Linked DNA regions of Mus musculus: all the other regions are linked to region 1. The links are chromatin loops, found by intact Hi-C in ENCODE. Cell type or tissue: left cerebral cortex. All regions are shown on one strand. Each heading gives the region's core, and the rest is flanking DNA. Links, peaks and the distances in the headings are about the cores only.

Region 1 (4,899 bases), core at 367-4,366:
GTATGATTCTATTCAATTACAGTTTATTAGGGGATGTATAGGGCAGTTATGCTGTGTGGACTGTGCTTAGCTGAGTTTAGCTGCATTTGTTCCTGAGACTGACATCAGCCACTGGCTCTAGGGAGCTTCCTACTCGGTGATGGTTCTTCTGAGATGACACATCTTGTGATGGTTCTTCTGAGCTGACACATCTTGTGTGGGTTGTCATTCCTTAGCAGCTGAGAAAGGTTTGATGGGCAGGAAGCAGTGCCAGATGGCTGGAGGACCTGAGTTCAAATTCCCAGCACCCACGTAAGAAGTCAGGCTTGGTATCTGTTGCCTGCAATTCCAGCACTTGAGAGAGAGGTAGAGACAGGGAGAGCGCTGGAGATGACTGGAACACAGATGGCAGCAGAGCAATGTGAAGTCATGGGGTTCAGAGTGGGGTTCAAAATTTCAAAATTTTGAATTTTGCTTTTATTCATTTTCTTCTCTCACTTTGAATAAGCAATGCAGCTTCTCATTGCTCCTTGTCCTTTCATAGGAAAGAACAAGAGTGAGCTATATCAATTATAATCACTGATCCTTGGCTTTGGTAAACTCATTTCAGATGACTACACATCAACTTACTCAGTCACATTGCTCTGCTGCCATTTGAATGGGGTTGGATGATGTCCACCATAAACCTTTGGCACTTTACACTTCTGCCAATCCTCCCGCTCCCTAACATGGTAGACTCAGATATCTGCATCATCCAACCTCCTCCTGGGGCAGGTACTTATTGCACAGTGGTATGCGGTCTGTTTGAGATGCTTGCCAACCCTTAGAACCTAGAGGGTACAGATATCCATATCTGTTGGATCATGGCTTCGTGCTTGTTTTCATTGCACCAAGTACAAAATAAAATTCTTGCTGAGAATTTTGGATTATATGCTGGAAGGCATTGTACCAAAATTAGAATCTTCCTCTCCCTCCCTCCCTTCCTTCCTCCCTCCCTCTCCTCCTCCCCTTCCCCTTCTGCCCCTCTCCTTTTTTCTCTGTCTTTGTCTTTCTCTGTCACCTGACCTCCTCTGTGTGTCTGGCTCGTGCCATCACCATGTAGCCCACATGGCTTATGAGTATTTCAGTCTTTTCTCCTTATCTTAAATCTCTCCTACTCATGGTGGTAGAGTGGAGGGTAGATTTCATCTTCCATCTTAAACAAAGGAAACTGAAGAAGAATCAATGCTCAATGAAGAAGAAGTATGGCACAAATTAACTCTCGTAGAATGAGTTTAGAAAACCCCTAACAAAACACTTGCTATTAAGAAAGGCAGGGAGAATTTTGTCACTCTATAGCTCCAGTCTAGAAATACACAAGACACTTAAAGTGAGGTAGCTCAGGATGTAAAGCATAGTCACGGAGCTGACTGTCAGAGGGCAATGTTGTACACTTTCCATAGATGGAGATAGAACTAGTATTTGGGGTTGGGCCTCTGTTGAAGAAAAATCTCAATGCAACTTGTTCCAAGCTTTGCACCCTAACAGAAAGGAAATGATTTTAAATGAAATGGAAAAAGTGACATTTTCATATTTTTTTCAATCAAATTCATTGAATGGAATATCTGATGTTTCGAAAATCCATTACAGAAATATCAAAGTAAATAATAAGTTCTTTATTTAAACAATAGTTCATTGTGTCATACATACTTTTGCTAGGGTGACACATTTATCTCTTTTTGCTGCATCTATCAATGAAGTTTAGTCATATTCTAGCATCTAATAGTTGGTATTAAAAAAAATCAGCCAATTCTAAAGAAGTGATGCTATTGTGACTTTACCTCATAGCACGTCAGGAACACATTAAAAACCTCCACTCATATTCGAATATTTTCATTCCATATTTTTAATGCAATGTTTTTGAGCTTTATGTCACTTAACGGATCCTTATAGCCCTATTTGTTATTTTATTGTACTAAATTCAAGGTAGCAAATGTTTACACAGAACAAGTTGTTTGCAATGGCAATTTTGCAAACAATTTTTATTGACTCGTAAAGCATTAAAATTTGAATTCATTCATATTATCGTCATCATTTTTAGGAAAACAGATAATGTCTTCTTTTCATATCAATAAATTAATATGGTATACATTAGAAATATTCTAAGCAAATTGTTACACCACACCGCCAGCATTTCTATTTCCTCTTCATGTAATGTGCACATATGTCCACACAGTGGCACTATTTCTTTAGAAACGCCAGTGGGAACCGGTTTTGCTTTGTGTTTGCATAGTGCTCCCTGATAAGATACTGGCCTCAGAATTCTAAAAGTTCTCAGGAAGGAAGTGAAATGCATTTATTTTAAAAAAAAAAATTGATTGGCTGTTCATTGTCTAAAGGTATTAATACCTGAGGAAGTCTTGATAACAATCCATGTTTAAATGTTAAAATCTGAATCCAGTAATGTGGGCTCAGGCCTCAGCAAGAAATATGGAGAGGTCATGGTAGGAGATAAGTTTATAACCCAGAAGCTCCTCCAAAAATACACAGAAATTAAACACTAGGATGTAACAGGGCTGCACATATCTAAATCCTTACACATTAAACTAAACCAACAAAGAAGTCATATGTTTAAGTCATTTCATTAGCTGGAATTCTGCTAGTGGTGAAACCACCAAGGAATATAGGTAGAAGTGCAAGGGAGGAATAGAGGAAAGAAGAGAGGAAGAGAGGGAGGGAAGAAGGGAGGATATGACAACTGCTTTCCCACTACCACTATCTCAGAGACCTTATTTCTGATGCAGGGGCAGAGGACAATCATCTTTAGGTCCTCAGATTCAAACGCCCCAGCTTCTTAGTGTGTCACACCGGACCCTGCTGGGACTCAGCCAATGGTTTAGAATTTTTAATGCTTATCTCATCCCCAGCACAGGCCCAACTGCTTGCTTGGCAACAAACCAGAGGTAAAGTGATAAAAATAAATTTAATAACTTCTCTGTCCCTTCAAGCATTTAAAAAAAAAAGTGTTGAGGGCACATTGCTATTATTCTAACATGATCCCGGTTATATAAAAAAGGGGGGGAGGGGACCTTTTTTTTTTTCCTTTAACAATTAGAAAGTAGAGGACTCTAACGCACAAAGGAAAAAAAAATGGAAAAGATTCAGTCTGGAAGATTTTTTTTCACAGGGCAGATAGAGTCTGCCAGATCACATGGCCCAAGAGACAGAACAACCTGTTCAACACTCTGGATTAAAGCACCCTCCTGTGTCCAATACCCCAGGTTCCATTTAAAACTAGCAGCTTTCCTGGTCTCTTGGTATATGAGCTAGAGTATTATGCTCAAATTTGGAAATATGGTATCTCCAAGCTCCTAATACAGTCAGTAAGCCTCTTACCCCCCCCCCCCATCCCCCAGTGGCAGAAGAACGCAGCTATAGCAATGTCCACACTGGTTCTCAACCTGTGGGTTGTGACCATCTGAAAAAACATATATTTCTGGTGCTTTTAGCAACGCCCAGCCGTAAACTTATTTCCATTGTTACTTCCTAACTGTAATTTTGCTACTGAGCCATCCATGTCTCAGTCCCTAAAGCCATTGGAAATGTGTGTTTCCCCTTGGCTGAGACCCACAGGTTGAGAACTGCTGCTGGAAGGACCATCTCTGAGTGCTCTATACCACTGCAATGTTGGAAGTTAACTGGGGTAGAAATACCCTTAATTTTTGTTGAACTTATTTCTCACCTGTTGATGTCCGTATGCATTAACAAGTCCAAAGGGATTCCTACTACCTCCCCACTTGGTCCAATCAGAAAAACATCAATATAATGGATCATCGTGATATTTCGAGGTCACCAAGTTGGAAATTGTAAAATTTTTACACAGGGCTAGAGAGTTAATAGTCCCTTGAGGTCAGAGGTAAAGCAGTGCGTTTGGTCTTATAAGCTGAAGGTAAGTTGTTTCTGACAGTCCCTAAAGACAGGTACGGCTATAAAGGCACTTGCTAGTTTATCAGCTTCATATAAGGGACTCAGAGATACATTAAAGTTCTCAACTACAGAAGACACATCTGGTAAAGTTCTCAACTACAGAAGACACATCTGGTAGAACAGCCAGGTGGGATTACTGCTTAATTACGTTTCAGATAATCACGTGTCATTCTCCGTGATCTTCATGGACCACACAGGAGAGTAAGAGGGAAAGGTGGTGGGAACCAGCGCCCTTGCTTACTTCCAGTCCTTGACCATGGCACCAAGGTCACTTCCTCCAAGGATGCGATATTGTTTTGGGATCAGCATTTCCCTTGTAAAAGGAAATTCATCGTGTCTGTTCTTGTCTTTGAAACTGTAATAGCCTATAACACCTATAAGCACACCATAGGATCAGTACTAGTGTTAGGCTTTAGAGCCTCCCCTTGAGCTGGATCTCAATTTGGGTCTGTCACTGGACCTCCTTTTCTTCAGTCTCTTCTCCATTTTTGTCCCTATAGTTCTTTTAGACAGGAAGAATTTTGGGTCAGAGTTTTTGATTGCAGGATGATAACCCCATCCCTCCACTTCATGCCCCACTTCATGCACCACCGTAGGGATGAACAAAGGGCAGAACACAAACAGTATAATGATAATGACTGGACTGAAAAAAAATTAAAGATTAAAAAAAACACCTATATTCATGAAATGCTCGAATTAATACTGTTAATACCATATATTACCAATAATCACCAACATAGGCTTATTATAATTCCTATAAAAATTCTAAACACATTCATCATAGAAATAATGATAATAATAATAATAATAATGATAAAAACAATAATAACAATAATAAACCTTAGAGTTGACATGAAAGGACCAAACACTACTAATAGCAGAAACAAATCTCAGTGAAAACAAAGATGCTACAAGTTATATTACTTGAACATAGATTAGTTTACACTACACAGC
Region 2 (4,899 bases), core at 286-4,285, 120 kb after region 1:
CATTACACGAATATTTCTCCTCCTCTTTAACTCTTTGAAATCCCCTGTCCTCGGGAAATATTCCTACCATGTCTAATGGAAGCATTTTCACTTTCTTTACCTCTGTGCCTGCTCGGATGGTCAAACAGCAAGCGTACCCCACACTGCTGGACAGTTACTGCTCAGCCACACCCCCACCACCCCGAAAGAAGTTGACTTCATAATTTCCACACTAAAATTGTTCATCAGCCCCAGGAGAGAACGAGCTAGGCAGGAGCTAGAAAAATCGGGGATGGAGAAGATGGGTGGAAAGCAAAGGTAACTAATACCCACAAGGAGGACTTTGCCTCTCCTCTTCCCTGGGGGCGGGGTGGGGCTGGGGAGGTGGTCAAGGGGGGAAAAAACCCGAAGCGGAAGAGAAACCATGCAACTCGAATACAGTTTCTGTACCTAATGTCTCTTATTTCAGGTCCTGTTTCTTCAATTGTCAATGACAACCGCAGTCTCGGCTGGAGGAGAGGTGAGGCTCACACCCAGCAGTCCTGGACCATTTCCTTAGCAACGGGAGGAGAAAGACAGCTTAGACACTCGCGAGCCCCAGCGTTCTCTTGGAACGTGCCCTGGCTTCCTAACGTGGCAGCAGTTCGGCATCTTCCCGTGGCTCCGTCAGCAGCCAAAAGGAGAAAGGTCCATCGGAAAAATGGCATATTACAAATTTTGCTTTGGGAAGCAGGGCTCGGTTCAGACCATTGTCAAAGGGAAGAGAGGGGGAGGCGGTTCTTAAAGCAGCCGCGGTCCCTTTGCCGCCCAAGCAGCGGCAGCCGCCGCCGCCGCCGCCACTTTCGCGTGCAGCAGGAGCCCCGGGGCGGAGAGATGGTAATCCGGGACTGGATCTGACTTTCAGAAACTTAACGTAGCATAACTTCTCCCCTTGGCATCCCGGGCCACCCAGAGAGGGTGAAGACGTGTCCCTCCAAACAGGAACTTTGGGGTGAAGTGTGGGAAGTACCTATATGGAAGGGACATTCTCCACCCAATACCCCACCCGGAGCCCCTGTGAAGTTTATGGTAAATGTTGGGAGTTTGATGGTTAAAAGGAAGTGAGTCCCCTGGGGATGCTAGAAGCAGGACAGGTCTTCTCTGGGTGCCCAGCCTACTTCTATTCTAGGGTGTATCCTTTCACTTAAAGGAGGTGCTTCTTTTCTGGGAAGGTAAGCAGAAACACACACACACACACACACACACACACACACACACACACACACACACATGCACACCACCCACCTCCGAAGACACCCCCGCCCCATCATCGCGCGCTGCCTCCGCCCGCTGCAACAATTTTTTTTTCCTTCCAGTCCCTCTGCAATTCATCTGCTTGCATCAGTTGGCCGACAGAACCAACCTGCTGGGAACTGAGTGAGGATGCTACAGCATCTTCTCACTTGCCTAGTGCAAGCCTAGGATACTCCTCCTTCTGTGTCTCCTCCCCTCCTCCTCCTTGGCAATCTCCACCTCCTCTTCCTCTGGAACAAGGGCTTCCCCTGGAAGCTGCCGCAGTGGTTTCCACCGGCGGCCCTTAAATAAATTCTGAAGTCATCACGTCTTTTCTCTCCTCCTCACGCACACGCGCTCGTGGATACATTCCACTCTTCTCCCCAAAAGCTTCTCCGGGGCTGCTGAGGATCACTCTGGTCTCAATGCTCCTGATGAGGGCGAGGACCACGGGTGATCTAAAGTATAAATGGGTTCTCTTTGCCCTGCCTGCGCTTTTCCCACACAATCATCTTTACAGGAAAGCTTGTGTTGGCATGTGCTTTTGAGAACTGGGAACCTTCCTGCTCTGTGGCCTTCTGTGTTTGCTGTGGCTCTCTGCCGCTTTCTTCTCTTGAATCAGAGGCAAGGTAGTCAAGCTCACCGGAACCTGAATCAGTCTAGGGTGTGGCTGGGTCTGTCACTTTGCCTTACCTCTTCAGGTCGCCTCCATTCATTGCCTTAGCGCTGAGGATCTCATGTTAAGTGTTCCCTGTCTGCATGACTGAATTTCAGCTTTCAATAGTCTGGCAGCCCCAAGAACATGTTCTAGTCCCCAGAAACTTTCCCCTCCCCCATTTCTCCTCCTCCCTCAAGCATCTCTGTCTCTCTCTGTGACTCTCTCCCTCCCTCTGTCTCTTTCCTCCCTCTTTTCCCTCTCCCCGACCGTGTGTGTGTGTGTGTGTGTGTGTGTGTGTGTGTGTGTGTCCATTCATATAGATCAAGAATAAGGAGACACCAGTAGATAAAAACCAATACATTAAGGAAATGTTTGAGAGAGGAAGATACTGATGCACTAAAGGAACACAAAGAGAATTAAGCATCAAGTAGACATTGAATAGAAGTTACAGCAAGGGTCCAGAGTAAGCAGTATTAGAAGCCCCAAAGAGCAGAATCCAGATTTCACTGAGAAATGATGTGCACATCCTGACTCACTGAAGTATGATCACTAGATGAAGTTCTTTTGGGGGAAGAACTTAACTAGTTGATGACTCTACAGTAAAGTTTAAGATGAGCCATATGATTTATATCCCTTTCTCTCCTGGACTGTTATTCAAGTTTCGCATCACAATGTAAGAATTGAGTGTAAAAATATTAAACATTAGTAGATGAATAGTATTATTGTTATATGCTACATAAAGTACTATTTCTCAAACATGCTCACTTGAGTGTCCTAGTTCTTTGTAGATGCTGGGACTCTAAGCCTCGGGTGGATCCTGAGAGGCCACACTCTTAACAATGTCTATACAATACACTGCATTGGTGTGAACAAAATCTCCCCCCTCAAAGAAGCTGTGTCTGTTGAGACTAATGGACTGATTGGAATGTTCCAGGTCCAGAGGCTAATTATTTTGTCTCACGCTAACATTGGCCGCTAGGAACAGTCATTCCCTATCAAAATGGAGAAAGGTTCGTATAAGAAGTTTGCAAAAGCACTAGATTATCCCATTAGCAAGAACACAAGAAACACCATTGTGAATGTTCCTATAGCTTATTGTCCATCCAATTCAGCATACAATATATATATATATATCCAAGGCAGCTTCTTATAATGAACCTTGCTTGGTCTCAACCCCCATAGCCATGCATCCTTCAGGTCAAAGGTGCTGTCTGTCTCAACCTTATAATTCCTGAGAAGTTCCAAAATGATACTAGTCCAGCTATCTCAGCATCCCACATTGATAACCACTGCCTAAATATTCACAGAAATGTAAAAAAATAAAGGAGCTACTAAATATCCATTCATGAAGTGAAAAGTCTTTTTGTACTTTTTATTATATATGAACAGTTTTAATGTTAAGGCCATCACTGGCTTCCACTGATTTTAATAGATGGTAAATTAAACAGTATGGTGAACTAAAACTATCTCCATATAATTGTCTACATTTAGTAGTATTAGTGCATAAGATGAAAATATGAATTTAGTTCGTAGATACATATAGGATCATGGTCATAGATATATAATGCTTCTTTTGTACATTTTATTACAAATATTACTTTCTATATTTATTGTTTAAAAGGAGTATAGCACAAAACTACTTTTATGTATACTATAGTGGGTGATTTTTCAATTATACATGTCCTGAGTATCAAATGAAATAATAGTATTAGCCAGAATCTCTAAAGAACAGACCCAATATAATGAAAATACATAAATGGATTATAGATTGTGGTCTGGCTGGTTTTACAATGCCTGTCTCTCAATGGAAAGGCTAAGAATCCTGTATTCTTTGAGTGCACCAGGCTGTATGCGATGCCAAAGATATAAGTTCTGGTACCAGGAAAGGAATTTCTCAACCACAGGATAGATGAAACTGTCCATGAAAGAGAGAGCAAGCAGGGAAAGTATCAACAGCTTTGTGTTTCCTGGTCCTTTTATGTGGGCTGCTATCAGAAGGTATGACCCTGGTTTAATGTGTCTCCTCGAATGACCCAATCAAGAATATCCCACAGAGGTATATTCAGCAGCTTGGGTTATAGTTAATTCCAAATATGGTAAAGTTGAATATCAAGATGTCAACTTGTGAACTTGACAAACAAAATTCCACCTCTTTATGTCATACATAATTTCCAAATGAAAAAAATAGCCAGCATAATTCTACCTAGCATGACACATCTGTCCCACTTAGAAACCTCAAATGAGTTATATATTTTATCACAGGTGGCAATGGGCAATGTCCGCGGTGGAATGATTGGCCTTTTAGTACATTATATCTGCTGTGTGTGTGTGTGTGTGTGTGTGTGTGTGTGTGTGTGTGTGTATGTGTGTGTGTGTGTTTATGTATATATATATATATATATATATATATATATATGTATGTATATATATATATGCAATGTATATAGTATTTCAAACTGTGATGGAAGCACATTATTGCAATGTGCACTTCTGCATATGGTCATGTACCCTCTACTAGTGGCTATAAATACCGTCTTCTATTACACATTCTATTTTCTCCCACCCTTAGAAAGCGCCTCAGTAGTTCTTGAGAACTGAAAGGAGTGACTCTTACCTTCGTTCATGAAGAATTCAGATCTGTTGTGTCCTTCCTGGATTGGATTTTTTTAGTTCTCGATTGACTTTAAACACAATACATAACAACAAGAAATGCCCTAAAGGATTCTGTGCAGCTCCTGCATAATCTTCCTTATCTCCATTGCAAGGAAGCAACACAATTTTCCCATGCAGCATGCGTGCAATAGACTTTCCCATGGCATCCAGCTGTGTAAAGCCTATCCCCATAGAACTTCCTTGACTCCCCTGCAATTAATGTCTCTACCAAAGCAATGATGCTGGCAAGAAGTGTCCTCTCCTACCTTTAGCAATGCAGCTTAGCTTTTTAGAGACACTATACTGAAGTTACCATTCACCATGAGACCTTCAGTCTC
Region 3 (4,899 bases), core at 443-4,442, 740 kb after region 1:
GTCATAAAGTTACCAAACACCAGGCATGTTTTAGAATACTTGATATAAATGAACATGATAAAATGTCATGAAATGTAATGCTTTAGGGACATCATTGACTGAGAAGATGATCCAGGATGAGGCTATAAAAGATGGTGTCCACCGTGGCTCTCAAATCATTTTATACTATCCTTTCTATCATAGTGGACACTGGTATACCACTATGGAAAGTCTGGCTTTATAAGCCAAAGTGGCAATGGCTACACATCTGCATTGTTTTTCTAGTATCTGGTTATGTTGCCCATGCTGGCCTGGGACTGGGAATTGTCTGGACTCAGGTTCCTAAATGTTGGGCTTCCAGATCTACAACATCAAACATAGTCCCCCACCCCCAAATTAAGATGCACACATTAATACTGCGCTTAATTACGGTCCAATTATATTACATGTTCTTGAGAGGCTGCAATTCAAAACTCAGATCTCTTAATTCTCATTTCCTATTTTCGACATCTCTGCTCAACTAGCCTCTTTCAGTCATTTAACACTAAGTGGGGAGACTCCATGAAATACCATTACATGACTTGAAAAAAGTGCTAAGAAAAATCCTGATTCTTACAAATTTTTCCCTGTGTCGTCAGTAAAACATTCTTTACATTTAAAGTGAGGAATTTCTGAAGACGGAGGTGCTTACCTTCCTGTGTTCAGCTCTTCTGGCTGTGGCTGGTGACCACCTGGCGGTTCTTCAGAGGAAGTCTGCTCAGTGCTGCCCTCCTCTTCAGGCAAAGGCCGGTCAACCTGTTCTTCTGACAAAGCCAGGCCAGCCTTTCTTTGCTGTTTTCTGAGTCTTTCCTCTTCGGCCAGATAGAGGTGTTTCAGGTGCTCTGGGTAACGATCTGTGAACTGGGACTCCTGTGACGCTGGTGCCTCCTTCACCTTCCACAGCAATTTCTTGTAATTTTGCTGGATCTTCAGTTTTCTCCGAAATGCAAAACCTTGTCCTAACATTGAAGGATTTCAGTTACAATTACTTTAACAGAAAATGAAAACTAAATATTTTTTTCTTTTACTTTATATTCAAATGAGAGAATTACTTGGCTTTGCTTTAAAGATAAGGTTAGGCAACCATTTAATGGTACACTGAAGAGCAAGGTGGCCCTTTACCTAAATATAAGGGTAACAGCGAGTTGTCAGACATCACATTAAAAACTCTAAGTACAGTAAACTAAACTTTACTGCTCACCTTGAATTTAGACTCATATCCACAAATTACATTTTATTTAATCCACATACAATCTCACTTGGGTCTTCAGTAAACACTTAATAAATAAAGTAGAGTAGTCTAGTATTTTTCCCTTGGAGGATCTTACTAATCACTTATTTTCCAAAACACAACACAAAACAAAAGGGGGAGGTACTGTACAACTTTCTGAACACCTGTCGATTATTCTTAGATCGAACAAAAACCACTTAAGCATCTGACATGCAACGAGAGGCCTTCAAAGACAAGACATCGAATCGAATCTAAGGAAGGCAGCAGTATGAGACTGGAGGGCTACTGTGGTGTCTTTTGGTTATCAAAGCTTTGGGGCAGAGTATTTTAATGTAATATTGTATCTATATTACATACTTGCTGTAGTAGAGATGCAAGTATGTCTGGGTGCTTCTTAGCCAAGCGCACCTCTAGACGCCCCGTGTCTTCGCTTAGACCTGAGATCTGCGTTAAATCACTGAAGCTGACCGCACCGTCCGGTTCTCAGTCAAAGGACTGAGAAGCTCTCGGACTTGGCGAGCTTAGGAACGGCTTCCCCGATCTCAAGCCGGATCCCATCCTACTCCCTCGACTTCGGCGGGCCCGAGCGCTCCTCCACGGCTGTCCCTCCTTACCCTTGCGCACGCTCCCCCGGAAGGCTTGCTGGGGGTTCGGCCGCCAAGTCCTGCGCTTCCCATTCTGGTTTCCGAATCTGACCTGAGAGATCCCTTCCCCACGCGCCGCAAACCCTCCGGTCCGCCACTTGGAAGACGGCCGCGAAGGCGCCATCTTTTTCCACGGTGGGAGTTCCTGGAACGCCAGTGGACGCCGACCTAACACGTCACGAGGCGGAAGCAATCAATCGCCCAACCCGGCGCGTGCTCGGAGCTCGACTGCCTCAGCCTGAGCCGCTTCCGGCGGGGAAGAGAGGGGTCGCGCGGCCATGTTGGCGCCACCTGCAGCCCCGGAGGATGAGCGTCATGGCGGCGGCCTGCCCTCTGCCCAGGACCCCGGACCTGCCCACGCTGCACGACAAGTTACAGGGCTTGCTGAGCTTCCTCAGGGGCGCCCTGGCCATTTCCAGCGCGCACACGGTGGACTTCTACACCAAGTCGGTCTGGCAGGAGCTGGTCGACCTGCCCCCTGAGAGCGTGCTGGCGGCGCTGAGGGAGTCGGCGGTGGAGGCCGAGCCGCGCGAGGCAGAGACGGGATCAGGTGACTGGCGGGGCGGGCGGGGCGGGCGGGGCGGGGGCTGTCAGCGCGCCCCCTGGTGGAACTCGGCGGAAGTGGCAGGGACTTGAAGGATGCTGTTACCTAGGAGATGAATTGGAGGGAGCTGAATAGCGAGGATGGATGGAGACGGGCGGGGTCCCCTCTGGGTTCTAATCTGGGTGTTGGTCAAGTTCCACAACTTAAAGTAGTCAACCCGGGGAAGAGGCGTTCCTTCATTTATTGATTCAACAATTTAGTTTTGAAAACATCTAAAGGCTGTGTGATGATCAATACAAAGTAGAAGTGGACTTGGGGGACCAATAAGAGCCAGTTCCTACTCGGCACAAGGTATCGTGGATTAGGATGGTGATAGTGAAAGCTTTGAGTGCTCGCTAGTTAATTTGAAAACACACCTTTAATTCCCAGCACTTGGGAGGCGGAAGCGGAGGCAGGCAGATTTCTGAGTTCGAGGCCTGCCTGGTCTACACAGAGAAACCCAGTCTCGGGGAAAAAAAGAAGAAGAAGAAGAAGAAAACTGTATTTTCAATATCAGTTATGCACCCTGGTGTTTTCTAGGCTCTGGAGTTTGATACCCGCAAGAAACTTAGATTCTACCAACTTAGATTCTATTCTGGAAATAGAGGAACAGGAACAGTAGCAGCTACTGGAATTGCTTGTGCTTTGCTTCCAGGTGTTCCAGATGTTGTCAGCATTAGTGAACTTACTTAATCACTGAAGCAGCCTGTAAATGCAAAGTGCCCCGGGGGCGGAGGTAGGGGCCATGGAGGGGGGGGGGTTATAATGGTAGAACTTAAGACACATTGGTTCTTGGGCAATAGTTCCTGGTTGTTGGAAAGTTAGACACCCTTTCAGTTTGCTCCCATAGTATTCTGCGTTGATAACCTGGTACATAAACTTGTAGAAAGCAGGAACCGTATTTGCCTTAACCAGGATTCCAACGTGTGGGAAACTATTTGGCATACATTAAGTACTCTATAAAATATTTGTTGAAAAAAAGTGACTCTTGTTGGCTTTCAAAAAGAAAAAAAAAACGAAGAAAATACAAGAAAACAAAACTTTTAAGTGCAGAGCAAACCTTTGTTTAACTTTGTCTCTTCCTGATGGGCTATTACCTTATATATACTAATAGCTTGATTCATTGGTGCCTATTGTATGTTCTGCAGTTTGCTTTTGCTAAAAGTTTTTTTTTCCTGTTTCCTCTGTGTGTGTGTGTGTGTGTGTGTGCAAAAGTCTGAGTACCAATTCAGAGACTAGACTCTGGACGTGATAACTTTTTGAGTTTTATGAATTCCCAGCTGTTTTTTGAGCTGACTTATTGGAAGCAGTCCTTCGGATTTTGTCATCTAGTTCTGTGAAGAGACAGCATGGTGCGATGCAGGCAGACATGGCTGGAGAAGGAGCTAAATAAGGGCCTTACATCTTTTCTTTTTTCTTTAAGATTTTTTTTTTCTTTTCCTGATTACACTGTAGCTGTCTTCAGACACACCAGAAGAGGGCTTGGACCCCATTATAGATGCTTGTGAGTCACCATGTGGGGACTGGGAGTTGAACTCAGAACTTGTGGAAGAGCTCTTAACCGCTGAGCCATCTCTCCAGCACTGAGGGCCTACGTCTTGATCCTCAGGCTGCGTGACGAGACTCTGCCGTTAGGCCTCGGGTGAGCTGCTGAGACTCAGAGTCCACCCACGAGTGACACAACCTCCAGCAACCAAGTCCCAACTACTTCAACAGAGTCAAGTCTAGTAATGCCACTCCCTGTAGGCAAGCATTGGAAGACATGATCTGTGACGCCTTTCCTGTTCAATCTACCACAAGCTCTTTCTAAACTTGTGAGGAAATCCAGCAGTGGAAGAGGTTAAGCAAATTCTACATCCCAGGGGAGATCACAGACCTCAGCAATTGTACAAAACGATGCAAATTTAAGCATTCCTTCTAACTGGGATTTTGTTCTCATTTCTCTCATTTACAGCAGTTTAAGAATTAATTTTTTATAGTCTTTCTAGATGAATACAAGAAAATCCTATGTGTTAAGCATTGACCAGAGGATACGTTAGGTGATATGCACATGTATGTGATGTGATGTGTATGAACATGTATGTGATGTATATGCATGTATATGTGATATGTTGTATATGTATATGTATGTGATGTATATGTATGTGATGTGATATATATGTACGTGTACTTGGTGTGATGTATATACATGAGAATGTGATGTATATGTGTATAGATATATGTGTGTGTGTATAATGTGATACATATATGAGATGCAGCTTTTGTTTTCTCAAATCTAGTTGTTTGTGTGTCTCAAATCAGCTGTCAACATTTTAAATCCTTCTTAGCATATAAAGGGCATTTTTATTATTTTGAAAATTTTGTGCATGTATATAGCATGCTTTTATCATATTCACCCATCATTACCTTGCTTTGTTCCCTCC
Region 4 (4,899 bases), core at 537-4,536, 330 kb after region 1:
AATTTACTGGGACTGGCACTTCCTATAGCCAGTAGAAAAATTATGAACTCTTTTAAGCCTTTGAGGACAAGAAAGAGAAGAGAGAAAATTCACACACACACACACACACACACACACACACACACTGAGTAGATGAAACAAAATGCAGAGTCCAATAACATCCTACACACAAACATGTACATTTGTGCATATATACGTACATACATTCACATTTATAACACACAGATGCATATTCACACATAGAATGGTTAGAGCAAAGCTTCAGAAAGTTCCACACATACAGCATTCTATACATACATATATACATGCATATTACATACGTAAATACACATAACTGGTAGATGGAACAAGCTCTAAAATACACCCAGAAAAACTTTACATATATACATACATGCACATAGTTAATGAGTGGAAGGAACCGTGTGTCAAACCCTGTGATACAAACCTTACACATGTACATAAAAATAGCTGATGAATGAATGTTCCAACACACTCAAACAAAACCCTAACATACATACATACATACACATAGTTGATGGATGGAAGGACCAGTGTTCCAGCCCTGCACTCACACAAATTTTACACATACACATAGTTGGCGAATGCTCCGACCCTCATAGTTTATTCTTTCTTCCATAGCTTATAATCATAGAAAATCTTTCAAGCAATATAAAATTACAACGTGATTACTTTTTAGTTTTTCTAGTGAGTGGCTATGAAAAAGCAATGTTTTCCAATACCTTTCCAAGAAATAACATTGGGTGGTACAAGTAAAGGAACAAATTATTTCCAAAAACCCTTGCACATTACTAAGCAACTTGTTACAGACTAAGAACATGTAAGCAAGCTAGGGAGTTTGCTCAGCCAGTTTCTCTGTTGGGCAGCAAACTGCGGTTACAAAGAAAGAAATAATTATTTTATTATTTATCTATAAAGGTACTCTTATAAGAATCTTAAAAGAATCACAAATCTAAAGTTTTATATAAAGATCAGTCACATTTACTCTAAATTCTCAGAATATGTATCTACTCATCTGCAGTACTTAACAAATCATGTCAGAGAGCAGAGGGGGGAAAATGGATATAAGAAATCAGTCATCACCAGTCAGCCTCAGTAAGAGTCACATCAGACAGTGCTGTCATTGTTCTTATTCCCTGGCCATAAAGATCCTAGCTTAACTGGTAAGAGTGTACCTCTCTGAACTTCAAATTGATCCCTAAGATTTTCTACATCTGACCCAGTAATGAGAACATCTCAACCTAGCTTCGCTAACAATTTAATTTTTCCAAATGTTTTCTAAGTGTGGTAGTCATGGCTGACAATCTATGTCTCTTAAGTTCTTTCCTAGGGTGGTGATTGAATCATTAAATCTGTTCCAGCAGCAATGACTGAAAGAGGTCAAGCAGTACTATTTTGAGTGCCAGAGATACTGTCCAGTGAGGGGCTGGAAGCCTTGTTAAAGTTTTCATACAGTTCTTAGAGTAATCGGGATGTGAGAGCAGCAAGCAGAGCAGAACTCCATAACAGCATGAAGTCCTCAGAATACGTGGTCCTCAGGGTCATGCCACACCAAGGCTCACCATGAGCTGTATTCCATGAGTTCTAAAGCCTTTTATCATTCCTCTTGCATGGCCCTCGGCAATGAAAATCATGTTATGGTTAGGGGTCACCAAGCTATAAGTGGGCAAAGCATTGGTTGAGAATCACGGACATAAAAGTACTACCAAACTGTTTCACAAAGCACCTGCACCATTTTCTGTTCCCATCAGCAATGCGTGTGGACCAATTTTCTCCATATTTCTGCCAAACTTGCTGCTGTCTTTCTCAGTCATCCCAGTCAGTGTAGAGTGACTCAGACTTAAAGCTTCAAACTGAGTTTGAACTAACAGTTGTCTTCTATGTACTTATTGGCCACGTGCATATGATCTTAGAGAAATAGACTACCAATCCTTTTCTCATTTTAATACCATTATTGGCATATTATTATCAAATGGCAAAGCTTGCTTAGATATCTAGGCAGAAGCCACTTGCCAAAAATGATTTGCTAGTATGCTTTGCCATTCAGCTATTTTATTTTCCTTTGAATCTCAAACATTTATTTTTTTTTTGAAGCACATACCCCAAAAAAAACAATTTTATTAAGTAGAAGTTAGACTTACTTCATGGTAATTAACCAGTTACAAGTGCATCTAAATTCATGTGTGCGAACATCATAGAAATCAGAATGGTCTTTCTGAAAGACTTGTGTTCTGGCTTGGTTTGTGTTGTGGTCCAGGTATGGTTTTATTGATGTTGATATTGTTGTTTCCTTTGTTCTTTGGGTTCAGTGTGTTCCTGAGACTCTGTCATTTATCTAACAGTCACAGGGGTTTTTGCATGTCTTCTTCCAAGAATTATAGAAACTATTCTTGTATATAGGACTGTGGTCCATTCTGACTTTTTATGGGGGGGGGGAGTTGTCTTGTCTTCTATTTATGTTTGTTTGGTTTTAGTTTTGTATGTATGATGTGAGGTGAGGTTCTAACTTTATTCATTTGCATACAGTCATTCAGTTTCCCCAGCACCATTTGTTGAAATGACTATTTTTCACCAGTCAGTTTTCTTGGCACCCTTTTCAAAAATAAATTGACCATATGTTTGTAATTATGCCAGTACCGCCTTATCTTGATTACCGTAGCTTTTCTGCTATGGTTGAAATCAGAGACTAGTAGGCAAGATTGTTTGGCTATTCTTGGTCCTTTGCAGTTCCGCTTCGGATTTAACTTCAGCTTTCCAATTTCTTCCTAAACTCCCCCAGAGACTTCGCTGGAATTTACACTGAATCCTCAAATCACTTTATAGTCTTGCCATCCCAACAGTGTTGAGTCTTCCAGTGCAGAAGCATGCAATATCTTCCTGGTTTTGAAGTCCTTTTAGTCTCTTCTTCCATTGTATTAGCATTCATAATACAAATCTCACACCCCTCTATTTAAATTTATACTTATAAATTTTATTTTTATAGTGCTATTAACATTATAAACAGAACTGTCTTAGAAATGTAACAGAATTAATTAATTTTTGGTTTATTGTCTTAAGTGTTGCCAAGTTAGTAAACTTGTGTTTGTGTGTCTGTGTGTGTATCTGTCTTTCTCTGTCTCTTTCTATGTCTCTGTCTCTATCTCTCTCTCCGCCTCTCTCTTTGTGTGTGTGTGTGTGTGTGTGTGTGTGTGTGTGTGTGTGTGTGTTCTCTAGACACGGGGTCATATAATCCACAAATAGAATTCAATTTGTTTAGTTTGTTCCAATTTTCATACATTCCAATCTTTTTCTTGCTCAATGTAGACTGGAGACCCCATTAAAATGTTAAGACAAAAAGTGAGATTGGACATTCATATCTCCTTCTTAACCTCAGGTTGAAGAATGCATCCTTTGGTCATTAATCTTAACTATTTTTGGTAGGTAGATGTTCATTATCTAATTGTGGATGCCTGTTTTTATTTCTAATTCAGTGAATGATTTTTAACATAAAATACAGATTATCAAATGATCATGAAATAATTATATTTTCTGTCTTTTATTCTGTGAGTAGTGTATATAAACAATAGATTTGGGGATGTTAATACAATCAGGCATTAACTGAATAATCCTGGTTGGCATTTGTGTGTAAACATTTTAATATATATTTGTATTTGGTGTGATAATATTTTGTCGAATAGTTCTGCAAATACAGTCAGAGGGAAGATTAGGCTGTGTGTGTGTGTGTGTGTGTGTGTGTGTGTGTGTGTGAGTGTGTGTGTGTGTATGTGTGTGTGTGTGTGTGTGTGTGTGTGTGTGTGTGTGTGTGTGTGAAGTTTTATTTACTTCTAATACCAGGATAATGCTGACCTTATAGGATATAGAAGAAAATACATTTAAATCCATCTATTTTGAAAAAAGTTTGTAGTAATTTTTCTGTTGATGCTTGGTAAATTTCACCAGTGTTAACACTGATATGTGTTTTGGAAAGGTTTTAATATGATAACTTCTATCCTTTTAAGCATAATTAACATTCCATTTATATCAGAATTCGAGGTAGCTGCCAATTATATTCAGAAATGAATGTCTTTTTTATTTATTTGTATTTTTGAGATTTATTTTAATTACAATATCATCTCCTTCCCTTTATTCCCTGCCAGCCCTCCCCTAATCGCTTCCCAGCTGTCCATCAAATCCATGACCTCCTTCTGTCATTCATTGTTTTGGCATGCATTTGATGTTTATGTACACACACAAGACACACACACACACACACACACACATATATGGTTTTCTAAGAGTGTACTTCACTCAGTTTATCTAATTGCAGGTGTTATCAGCAATAGTGTTTTCATATTCCCTTCAACTTCCATACAGTCAACAGCAATGCCCCTTCATTTCTTATTCCAGTAATCTAAATCGTCATTTTTTTACACTCATTATGATTAAAAGCTTGTCAATATCATTATCATTTTCAAATTAGCCCATGTTCACTCCATGTTCACTCCATGTTCACCCCAGCTTTCCTTCGTTCCCCGTTTCCAGGTATATCTTTCTCTTCCTCATTACCTGAAACCTGTTTATATCTCTGTCCAATATATAGCTAAAGCTTTTTAACATTTTGTAGATCATGCTTTTACTGCCACAGTATAATTATACCTGATATTTGGAATTTGGGCTCCCCTGTCTCATGCATTTTGTTTCTTTATTAAATTACTTTAAATAAAACAGATTATATATATATAGTACCATACTTTAAATGTATTTGAGTTGTATTGGTGGTTGTTCTAAGGGGTTTAATGCACATCATAACTTAGAATCTATCTCAGCCCCATGCAAATTTAAATCCTATAAATTATAGTAAACTTGTTTTGTACAGTTACATTTTTCCCTGTATTTTTCTGT
Region 5 (4,899 bases), core at 516-4,515, 330 kb after region 1:
AACCAGATAAGGAGATACTACTCAACCATACTAGTTCAATACAGAGGAAAAAAAAATCTCAGGATGGAAAATAAGAAATGAGCATGAACTCTCTGCATTGGTTGAGAGACCACTGACATGTGAATAATACAAAAAGAAAGCAAGCCAGTTTTTGTTTTGTTTTTGTTTTTTAATAGTATGACACCTGATATACTGACCACACTCCAATGCATGTTCAGTACCCAAAAGAAGTTCTCCAGCACACTCTGGACTGGAAGGGATTGAGAAATACATAAAGATAAATAGAGCGATGTAGACATCGATGTAGGTTTAGATGTAGACATAGACATAGACATAGACATAGACATAGACATAGACATAGACATAGACATAGACATAGACATAGACATAGACATAGACCAGACAATGGAGATGCATAGAGAAAACATAAACTTTGGTTTGGCAGACAGGTAGAGAAGGTTCTAGCAGCAGTTGATGGAAGGGAGTTAATATTATTAAGATACACTATATGAAGTTATCAAAGAATTAATAAAAATATTAAAAAATAGATTAAAAGATTTCAAAGACTTTTTGAAGATTACACAGAATACCTGTAATAGTCATTACAACAAACAACAATGAAAGCAGACATCTGGTAAATCAATGTATATATTACAGAGGTCTTTTTGGACAAAACCTGTCTCAGAAATATTCAAATGCCAGCTGATGACGGTGTGGGAAGTCTGCTATGTGATGCATGACTTTCTACAAACAAAGCTGATGGGAAAAGACATAGATATTTCTTGACCAGATAATACTTTCACATGTCTCCTAGAAATTTATTTTTTGAGATCAAGGGACTAAGCTCAATGTTGGTGTTGGTTCTTGGGGTGATGGGGCGTTTTGAGTGTATTAGAGTACCTGCCATAGAAAGCTAAAGATGTAGTGCTCACTCAGAAATCTGAACACTGGACTTTAAGAAGAAAAAGCCAGTGAGGCAGAATATGCCCTTTACGTTTCTTGAGAAGAAACTAAAGTGATGAGGCAAGGGGATGGGGGAGGGGTAGGGAGGGGAGAGGGGGAGGGGAGGGAAGAGGGAGGAGAGGGATAGATTATGAACTCGTTGATACGTATGAAACCACCTCTGTTTCCAAGAACCATTACTTGTGATTTTTCTGCTTTAGAAATGATTTATCTGTCGCCAAATATACAGAACTAATAAACTAGGTTCTTATTTTGGAATCAATTGAAAGATATGTTGGGAAGCCTGGATGACATCAACAGTCAGCTTTAATTAATGATTAATCCTATATTGGAGAAATGCAAGCTGGAAATATCTCACTCCAAATATGTCAACTTTACTTGCACCACCAACAACCTCTTTCTTTCAGAGGCCAAGTTTTATCCGAGGTATTCTTAATTCACTTATGCACTGCACTGTCATAGGGACTTCGGGAATTGACCTGCTGGGCTTCTTTGTGCAGCCAATAATGGCATTCTTCAATGCAGGCATTTGCTAGGGAAGAAAGAGTTGTAATATATACCTGTTGCATTCTTACCTGTTGGTCTGAGATATCTGATTGAAAGAAATTAAAGTTTGGAATTGCTCAGGTAAACATGTCAGGAAAATCATACTTCTACACTAAAGAAGTCACCAGGAGTATGTCATGGAAAGCACTTATTTAGCTCTTTCTAGCTCTGAGAGAAAGGATTTTTTAATTCCTCAGAAGTTTTTAAATATACTACGTTTTCGGAGCAGTTTTAAGGTTATACAAGTGAATGGGATAAGGAGTCCCCATGTGCTTTCTTAATATTCACCTCCTCTGATAGCTCTCTTGGTTGTTAATAACTTACATTTATGTGTTTCTTTGACAGAACATTGGTACAGATATTCATTGATATCTATAGTTATGTTGGCGTTCATTCACTCCTGGTGTTACACATTCGATGGAGTTTGGACAAATGCATTCGTCATTACTGTGTCACATAGAATGCCTTACTGACCTGTGCTATGGCTATTCATCCATCTCCTCACATGAAGTCTTGGCCATTCTTGACTTTTCTTCTGTTTCATATTTTATTCAGAAGATTTCCCTAGCTAGATTTAGACAACATGCAGCCTTCTAAGATTAGCTTCATTGGGGGGTAGTTCAATTTATTGCAAATTCCTCCACGTCACTTGCAGTTTAAAAACACATTTGTCTTTATTGCTAAGTAACATTCCTACACATGGATACATCTGCCTGATTATTCACTCACCTGTTGAGAGTCATCATTATCCGGGATAGCCTCATGTCTAACTAGAATCAAAAATTCACGCCAAAGACCATATGGTAAGAAGGGTGATTCCATTTATGGGAGCCACAGTGATGTGATGATGTGACATGCCCCCAGTGATGGTGTATATTTAAATATGCAGAAGTGAATCACATTGGGAGAAATTTCTCAATGAGAAGCATATATATATATATATATATATATATATATATATATATATATATTTCTAAACCATATATATATATGGTTTAGAAAGAAAAGCAGCTGCTTGTGCTGGTGTCTCAGACCGACAGCTGAGCTACTGCTGCCTTCTTGTGAAGCTTAGAATTTTAAACTGGTAACAGCTCTATTCACCATATGGTGTCTTACTCCCCTCTCTACGTAGATTCTAAATTTGATTTAATCTGCTCTAATTCCATTTAACTTTTGGCGCTGTGATTTCACACCTTCCTGTGTAGCAGCATTTGACTGTTGTGCTTCAGATCCGTCATTTAGTAAGGTTAACCTTAAAGAATTTTTAAAGATATGGCACAGGAAACTTTTTCTCCTTGTTATTTCATTTGTTTCAATTGGACAATACCCCTGGCATACTTCTAATGCACAATTACATTGCCTTTTCTCTATAATTTGGTGCCCCACTGACCTAAGATTGACCCATTTCTTCTGTATGTTTCTCAGATAGCTTGCCTTCCTCTGATTTGGACACCTAAGGTCTTATATAACATTTCCTATCCTTTTCTCTTTTTATCACAATATTTATTGAGATAGAAATATTGTAATTACTGGAGTGGTCTCCACAGGTTCTAGCTCTCCCTTCTCTGCGTATTATGGCTAAAGTCAATCTCTGATATCTGGGACCCTCCAGTGGCAATCCCTAGTTCCTTATCCCCCTTGCTACCTATTTTTATTTGATTTCCTGACCCTCTGTACCTCTCACATCGCCTCCAGATTCTGATACCAGCCACCCTTATTTCCTCCTCCTCCTCTTCCACCTCCTCCTCCTCCTTTCTCCCTCCCTTCTCCCCCTATTCTTCCATCTCTCACAAATGTCCTATTCCCCCCTCAATGTAGGACTGAAGCATCCACCCCTGGTCTTCCTTCTCCATATGGACTGTAGGTTGTATCATAGGCATTGTGAGCTTTTGCGTTAGTATTCACTTATTAGTGAGTATATACCATGCATGTTCTTTTCTGTCTGAGTTACCTCACTCAGAATGTTATTTTTTGGAGACCACCTAAGCATGCCCTCTGGTCAAGGGATGGGGCCACCCACCAATCTCAAAGGTTTTAACCCAGAAATGTTCCTGTCCAAAGGAAGAACAGGGACAAAAATGGAACAGAGACTGAAGGAAAGGCCAACCAGGAAACAACCCCACCTGAGGATGCATCATTTCTGCAGATACCAAACTCAACACTGTTGCCATGGTCAAGAGGCTTGCTGACAGGAACCAAGTGTAGCAGTTTCTGGGGAGATCCAGCCAGCAACTGTCCAATGCAGATGTGAATGCTTGGAGCCAACCATCAGACTGAAGTCAGAGAACCTGGTAGGGGTGCTGGCAGAAAGCCTGGAGAAGCTGAAGGGGATTGCAACTCCATTGGAAGAACAAAATAGGCTGGCCTGACCACCCAGTTCTCCCAGAGTCTAGACCACCAACCAAGGAATGTACATAGAGGGATCCATGGCTCCAGATACATATGTAGCAGAGGATGGCATTGTCTGACAGCAATGAGAGGGGAGGCACTTAGTCCCAGGAGTTTTGATGATCCAGAGTAGGGGGAGGCTAGAGAAGTGGGGTTTGAAAGTGTGTGTGAGTGGTGGAGCACTCATATACAGGCAAAAGGGAGAGGGGAGGGCAGATGTTGGACAAGAAGGTGGCAAAGGGGTAACCAGGAAGTGGGATATCATGGGATGGAGAGCTGGTGGAGGGAGTAAATGGGAAGTGGATATCATTTGAGATGTAAACGGATGGAATGATTAGTAATAATAAAAAAAGAAAAAAAGAAATATTGTTATCAAATTATAATCTCCAAGATAATAAAAATAGATTTATTGAGATAGAATTTACTTACCATAAAACTCACCCATTTTACATGCGCACTTGACAACTTTTTCAATATACTTAAGGGTTTGTATATCTATCATCATAACTAAAGTTTAGAATGTTTGGATCCCTTAAAAGACTGCCCTCTGAAAGACCCAACGAGCAGCTGAAAGATTCAAATGCATATATTTGCATGCAACCAATGAACAGAAGCTGCTGATCCCTGTTGTTGAATTAGGAGAAAGCTGGAAGAAGCTGAGGAGGAAGGTGACCCTGTAGGAGAACCAGCAGTCTCAATTAACCTGGACCCTCGAGATCTCTCAGATACTGGAATACTAACCAGGCAGCATACACCAGCTGATATGAGGCCCCCAACCCATAAACAGCAAAGGACTGCTGGGTCTGGGTTCAGTCAGAGATGGTGCACCTAACCCTCAAGAGACTGGAGGACCCAGGGAGTTTAGAGGTCAGGTAAGGTGGGGGATGGGTTGTGGGGACATCCTCATGGAAACATGGGGACAGGATGTTGAACAGTTGGAGGGTGAACTGGGAGGGGAATAAAATCTGGAGTGTAATTTTACATATATATATATATATATAT
Region 6 (4,899 bases), core at 520-4,519, 180 kb after region 1:
ATTCCCAAATGCCTCTTTCTATTACTTATTTCACAAATGAGATTCCTCTTAGAACTAAAATTACTGTTCCTATACTGGTGATAAGTTACAGATTACACCATAAATTCAACTTCCAAAACCAGTACTTCACAAGCTGGGCAGAAGGATCAGAAGATGAAAGTCATCTTGGACAGTACAATGCGTTCCAGATTACTCTGGTCTATGTAAAACCCTGCTTTAAAACATAAACATCTGAGTTTTTAGAGGACCTGGGTTCGGATCCCAGCACCCACATGACAGGTGACAATTATCTTTAATTTCTATGCCAGGGAATCTAATACCTCTTCTGACCTCCTTGGGCAGCAGGCACACACGTGATGTGTATACAAACATATATGTGATGCAGACAATCATATAAAACACAATACACATCAGACAAAATAAATAAATAAAAATAACTATTCCCTGAAGAATTCTGTTGATGTACAAATTTGCATATAGTGGTTTCTTTGGTTGTAATAATAGCCACAAATTTAGTGACTTAAATCTGCAACTTTTTATCCTCTTACAGTACTTGAGGTCGAAGAATGAAATTCGTTGAACCTTAGCAACACGAAGGTGGTTGTCTTTCAGTTGCTAAGGAACTCTCCATTGTTCTCACAATTCTCCCATCATCCTGTAGAGAATTATTCTTTGTCCAATGTCCCTTTCTCCACTTTCAAAGCCAGCAGGGCAACTTCTTGCTTCAGAATCCACCCTGCTTGTTTCTGTCGCTGATTTGTATGCAGGGCTCATCAGAATAATCTAGGACAGTCTTTTCCTCACAAGATTCTTAATTTAATCATATCTGAAAGTCTACAGTGCTACATTCTAAAGTCACAGGGATGAGGCCTGGGTAATCATTGAAAACAATTATCGCATCTAGCACATTTCAGAAATGTGATGACTTGCAGCAATAGTAAACCATGAAATTGTAAGTTAGGCAGATGGAAGATAATGAGCATACAGCATTTGTAGATACAATGGGAGATTCATTGCTGGGTTTATCGCAAGGATTCATAATGAAGTAGGAACAGATTTTATTAAATACAAGTTCAGGGAATACAAGCCAACCTTCTATCCTCAAAATCACCCATTTACAGTTAAAATTTAACCTTAAATATTTATCTTCTAGAAAACTTAATTTTCTCTTTATTGGTCAGTTTTGTGTTGCTGTGATAAAGTATCTGAGATGAACAACTTGAAAGAAGAAAAGTTATGTTTTGGCTCATGGTTTCTGAAGTATAATGTCATAGTTATCATGCCCATGATTTTAGACCAACACAGAGCATTATATCCATTGTATATGATAATTCAAAGCTATTTCTTTTATTGCAACAGGGAAACAAAGTCAGAAAAAGAAATTCATCCAAACCCACTGAGCTAACTAATCTATCCACAAAATCAAAGCCTTCATGGATTAAATTCTCAAACATCTCACAGCTAAATTGCTTCATTGGGGGATATGAACTTTGGCTGGAGAAGAACTACAGCTCAAATCATAAACCTCATGTGTTACTTTCAGAACAAAGAGTGCTTCTCAGTCGCTCTGGAAACCAGTCCTGCTGTTCATCAAAAGGTGAAACACCTAGATATCACGCGACTCGGTGATTTTATTCCTAGATATTTACCGTAAACAAACAAGCCTATCTCCATACCAAAATATGTACACAAGTGTCCATAGCATCATCTGATTGATAGTAGGCAAATGTCAAATTAGCTGAAGATCAACTACCCGATGAATAAGTAAATAGTGCATGGTTTATCCATACAGCAAAATATGTGTGTGATGAAACGAAATGAAGTACTGTTGAATGTTACAAAAATGTGATCCTTCAAAGTTTCATGCTAAATGAACAATGAACCACAAAGGTTCATAGTGTAGCATCCATTTCTAGTAAATATCAATGTTTTCTTGGGGCTAGAAAAGAAAAAAAACAGGTTGGAGAGGGATATGGTGAGAGAGTGGTAATGGTTAGGTGGCTTCTTTCAAGGGAGACCATAGCAGAGACAGTCACACAACCTGACAAATATACTAAAATGATTGAACTATGTACCTATGAATGACAAAAGTAATAATTAGTAAGTTATTTTGCTTTACAATAGGTCTTTTATATACTGTTTACATTTATAAACATTTTACATAGTTAATCTGCAAGGTCATTTAAAGTGACCACTGTCTCTCCTGAGTTATAGAAGATGATGTAATTCTGTGAAAGCCATGGCTATTGTTTCCTTTCTTGACATAGTCATTTTTCAAGGCTAGCAGTCTCTTAGTTTTCTCAAATTGGTTTATGCATGGTTTAAAAAGAAAGCTCTCTCAAATCCTGATACTAGACAGAAACCTTTAGAGCATCTACTTTTTTGTTGTTTGCTATAACTTACTATGTTATATTATATAACTATATTTTATTCAAATCAATCATGACCTCTTCAGGGGTATTTCCTGAGTAGGCAACAATGCAAATTTGTGTATAGTGATATTTATTTATGTGCTGTCTATTTGTTTTCCAAGAAGGTAAATTCCACAGAGTAGAAGAAAGTTCAGTAATAATCTTGCCTGATTTAGTTATGCACAACTTTCCGTTTTTTTAGGTTTTATTTTTGTATGTGCTGATTACAGCATCTGTCAAAATGCTTCAGATAGCACACTTCTCTCCCACGGCCTCTCTCCATCTTCACAGTTTCGCTGTTAGATCAGAATTGAGAATTCTTTCAGGCCAATGTTGTTACATGCCTGGCACTACTAAATATGTGGTCATTAGTAGACATAAAATAATTCACAGAAATTACACTGTACATCCAAATAGTAGGACCCTGTCTCTTCCAGGTCTCCAAACACATTTTGAACAAAGAATAGACAAAGCAATGCCATTCTTTATACATAGTCATCTCCTGGCAATTAGCTATCACCCTACTAGAGGCCACGTGTAAGATGAAAGGATACCAGATTCATTAGATCTTAGATTTCTTTGTGTAAAGACAGAGATGAGCTCCAAAACATTTCAGTCAGTGGATGTTTTTGACAATCATTAAATTCTCCAATGACAGTTCAAATGTTCAATTTCTCATAGTTGTGAATTGTCTCTATTTTTTATTAATATGAACCTATTTTTGATATCCAGAATACCAATTAACAATCAACCCAATGATCAAAATAGCTCCTTTCTAAGAATCCCTAGTCCATGGGCCTTCTGAGCATTAAGACTGATGATCCATGCCATATTCTTTATCCTGACCAGGAACTTTTCTTAGCCATTGTGTCTCAAGCTAATCTTTGAAGGAAAATCCCATCCTTTCTGAGCTGATTGTATTTAAAATAGGGCAAGCATGCTACCCCTGCTGCTTAGTTACACATTCTTGGTATCTATAACTATGAACAATGTAGATGCAATACAGGTATTTCTAGAATGAGTTCCTGGCACTAGTTGACTTATAATTTGTCTGGAAATTTGAAGATATTTGCATATTATAGTCTTCATAGTGAGATTGTTTTATATCTGCATTTATGAAAAATTATTATATTTTTATGTATTCCAGTCAGCACTGGATGGTCTCCAGGTCCAGGTTTTGGGGAGTCTGAAGCTAGGGTTTTGTTACTGTTTCAATTATAGATGCTCATGAAGTACAAGTTCAATCCCCAAACACTTGCTATATTTTTCAGAAAGAATAAAGAAAGTACCTCGAATGTGTATTGATTATTCCTATAAATCTGTCCCTGGGCCCGGGGTAGGCCCACATCCCACACCAGTAGTTACCAGGCTATGATCTGCCACTGTGTATTCTTTCCCAGAACCAGGAACACTTACAATGGATAGTAAAGCTCTTCTCTTGTGCATCACACTTGTGGTCATTAATGCCATCAAGTTGTGGCACACCCCAAGTCAAGCACATCACTGAGGTATAATAATTCCTGTGTTACTGTAGACTGTCTATATCAAAGTAGACTCACGGAGCAAGAACCATCAGCAGACCACATTTTCAGTCAAAGTAGCACTATTATCCTCGTCTGTGACCAGAACATGGGATCTTATGCATATTATCCTGTCTGAAGTTGAAGTAGAACCACATGTAGTCCCCAGGGCTATGATTTTCCCTTTCTCAAGCCTCTCACTGCACCCATATTAAAGGACAAAAGTGGCTTTTTACCTTGGCAGGCACTTCAATTTACTACAAGATAGAGGTTGTCCCTCACTGTGTGTGCTAATAAACACAGTTCCAGAGGCTGTCCCTCACTCTGTATGCTAATAAACACAATTCCATCTTTTGACATCACACCCTCATTTCTTTCTACCTCATGTCTCTTTACTCTGTCTCGGCAATTTGGCGGGTCTCTTACTTGATTTCTTTACCTCTAACAGAGCTATTCTGGTAGATGAAAAGCTGCTGAACTTGTGTCATCTCCTCTGTCTCCGTTCCTTTGGATGTACTGACAAAATATTTTTTAAAGAAGTGTCAAGCAGCAGAATTTTAACTTAAAATAGATTTTTATTTTCTGAGAAAAAAAGTTAGTAATGCATATAATACTTTTACTCTATATTTTGAAATATTATCTGATCCCATAGTTTTGCAAAAAAAAACTGTCATTATATATTCAGAATTAATCATTTTATTTAGTGTCTCATGGTATATAAATATTGTGCAGTGTGTCTTTAATATAGTATACCAAAACAAAATGAAGCAAAATCAAAGCATTTATTCTAATGGAAGCATTGAGTTCACACCGAAGGAATCATGTGAGTGTAAACTCTGGTGGCTGACTTAGACATAACTATCTGCAAATCTTTTATCTCCTACTGATCTTAAGTCAGAAAGCAAACCAGTAATTATTCACCTTTACATCTTCTTTAAAGTATAGGGTTAGGGTGTCTGAGAGCCTTA

What was found. Peaks named below come from ENCODE experiments on the same cell type or tissue, not always from the same donor. Only the 100,000 strongest peaks of a DNase experiment are listed, where the experiment ranks them.
Region 2: it touches region 1 in a loop (6-fold over the local background); 7 of 42 quality-filtered maps call a loop at or near these places.
Region 3: a loop joins it to region 1, with 5 times the contacts of the local background. A loop is called at or near these places in 3 of 42 quality-filtered maps.
Region 4: it touches region 1 in a loop (3-fold over the local background); 3 of 42 quality-filtered maps call a loop at or near these places.
Region 5: a loop joins it to region 1, with 4 times the contacts of the local background. A loop is called at or near these places in 3 of 42 quality-filtered maps.
Region 6: it touches region 1 in a loop (3-fold over the local background); 2 of 42 quality-filtered maps call a loop at or near these places.

The regions. Positions count from the first base shown.
Region 1 is chr10:106,583,220-106,588,118 of GRCm38, reverse strand. All of the region lies in intron 3 of Ppfia2 (protein tyrosine phosphatase, receptor type, f polypeptide (PTPRF), interacting protein (liprin), alpha 2), which reads right to left. All of the region lies in intron 3 of 4930532I03Rik (RIKEN cDNA 4930532I03 gene), which reads left to right. Among named protein-coding and RNA genes, the nearest start is that of 4930532I03Rik, 17 kb to the left of the region's middle. In left cerebral cortex, for the core only: CTCF peaks have their summits at 2,179, 3,227 and 3,430; a DNase peak (open chromatin) is centred at 2,210.
Region 2 is chr10:106,466,122-106,471,020 of GRCm38, reverse strand. It overlaps Ppfia2 (protein tyrosine phosphatase, receptor type, f polypeptide (PTPRF), interacting protein (liprin), alpha 2), which reads right to left and starts at 711. Exons shown (of 32, transcript NM_001205341.1): 1 at 430-711. In left cerebral cortex, for the core only: no CTCF peak of the experiment used is centred there; DNase peaks (open chromatin) are centred at 777, 1,508 and 2,386; H3K4me3 peaks cover 1,835 bases; H3K27ac peaks cover 1,689 bases.
Region 3 is chr10:105,838,620-105,843,518 of GRCm38, reverse strand. Mettl25 (methyltransferase like 25) reads left to right here and starts at 2,139. Exons shown (of 12, transcript NM_207522.2): 1 at 2,139-2,443. The coding sequence starts at 2,200. Ccdc59 (coiled-coil domain containing 59) reads right to left here and starts at 2,040. Exons shown (of 4, transcript NM_025602.3): 1 at 1,864-2,040; 2 at 671-977. The coding sequence starts at 2,017. In left cerebral cortex, for the core only: CTCF peaks have their summits at 2,310 and 2,514 (motif pointing left); a DNase peak (open chromatin) is centred at 2,121; H3K4me3 peaks cover 2,073 bases; H3K27ac peaks cover 1,288 bases.
Region 4 is chr10:106,252,153-106,257,051 of GRCm38, reverse strand. No RefSeq gene overlaps it. Among named protein-coding and RNA genes, the nearest start is that of Ppfia2, 220 kb to the left of the region's middle. In left cerebral cortex, for the core only: no CTCF peak of the experiment used is centred there; DNase peaks (open chromatin) are centred at 1,765 and 2,702.
Region 5 is chr10:106,257,714-106,262,612 of GRCm38, reverse strand. No RefSeq gene overlaps it. Among named protein-coding and RNA genes, the nearest start is that of Ppfia2, 210 kb to the left of the region's middle. In left cerebral cortex, for the core only: no CTCF peak of the experiment used is centred there; DNase peaks (open chromatin) are centred at 2,286 and 2,641.
Region 6 is chr10:106,406,688-106,411,586 of GRCm38, reverse strand. No RefSeq gene overlaps it. Among named protein-coding and RNA genes, the nearest start is that of Ppfia2, 61 kb to the left of the region's middle. In left cerebral cortex, for the core only: no CTCF peak of the experiment used is centred there; a DNase peak (open chromatin) is centred at 2,675.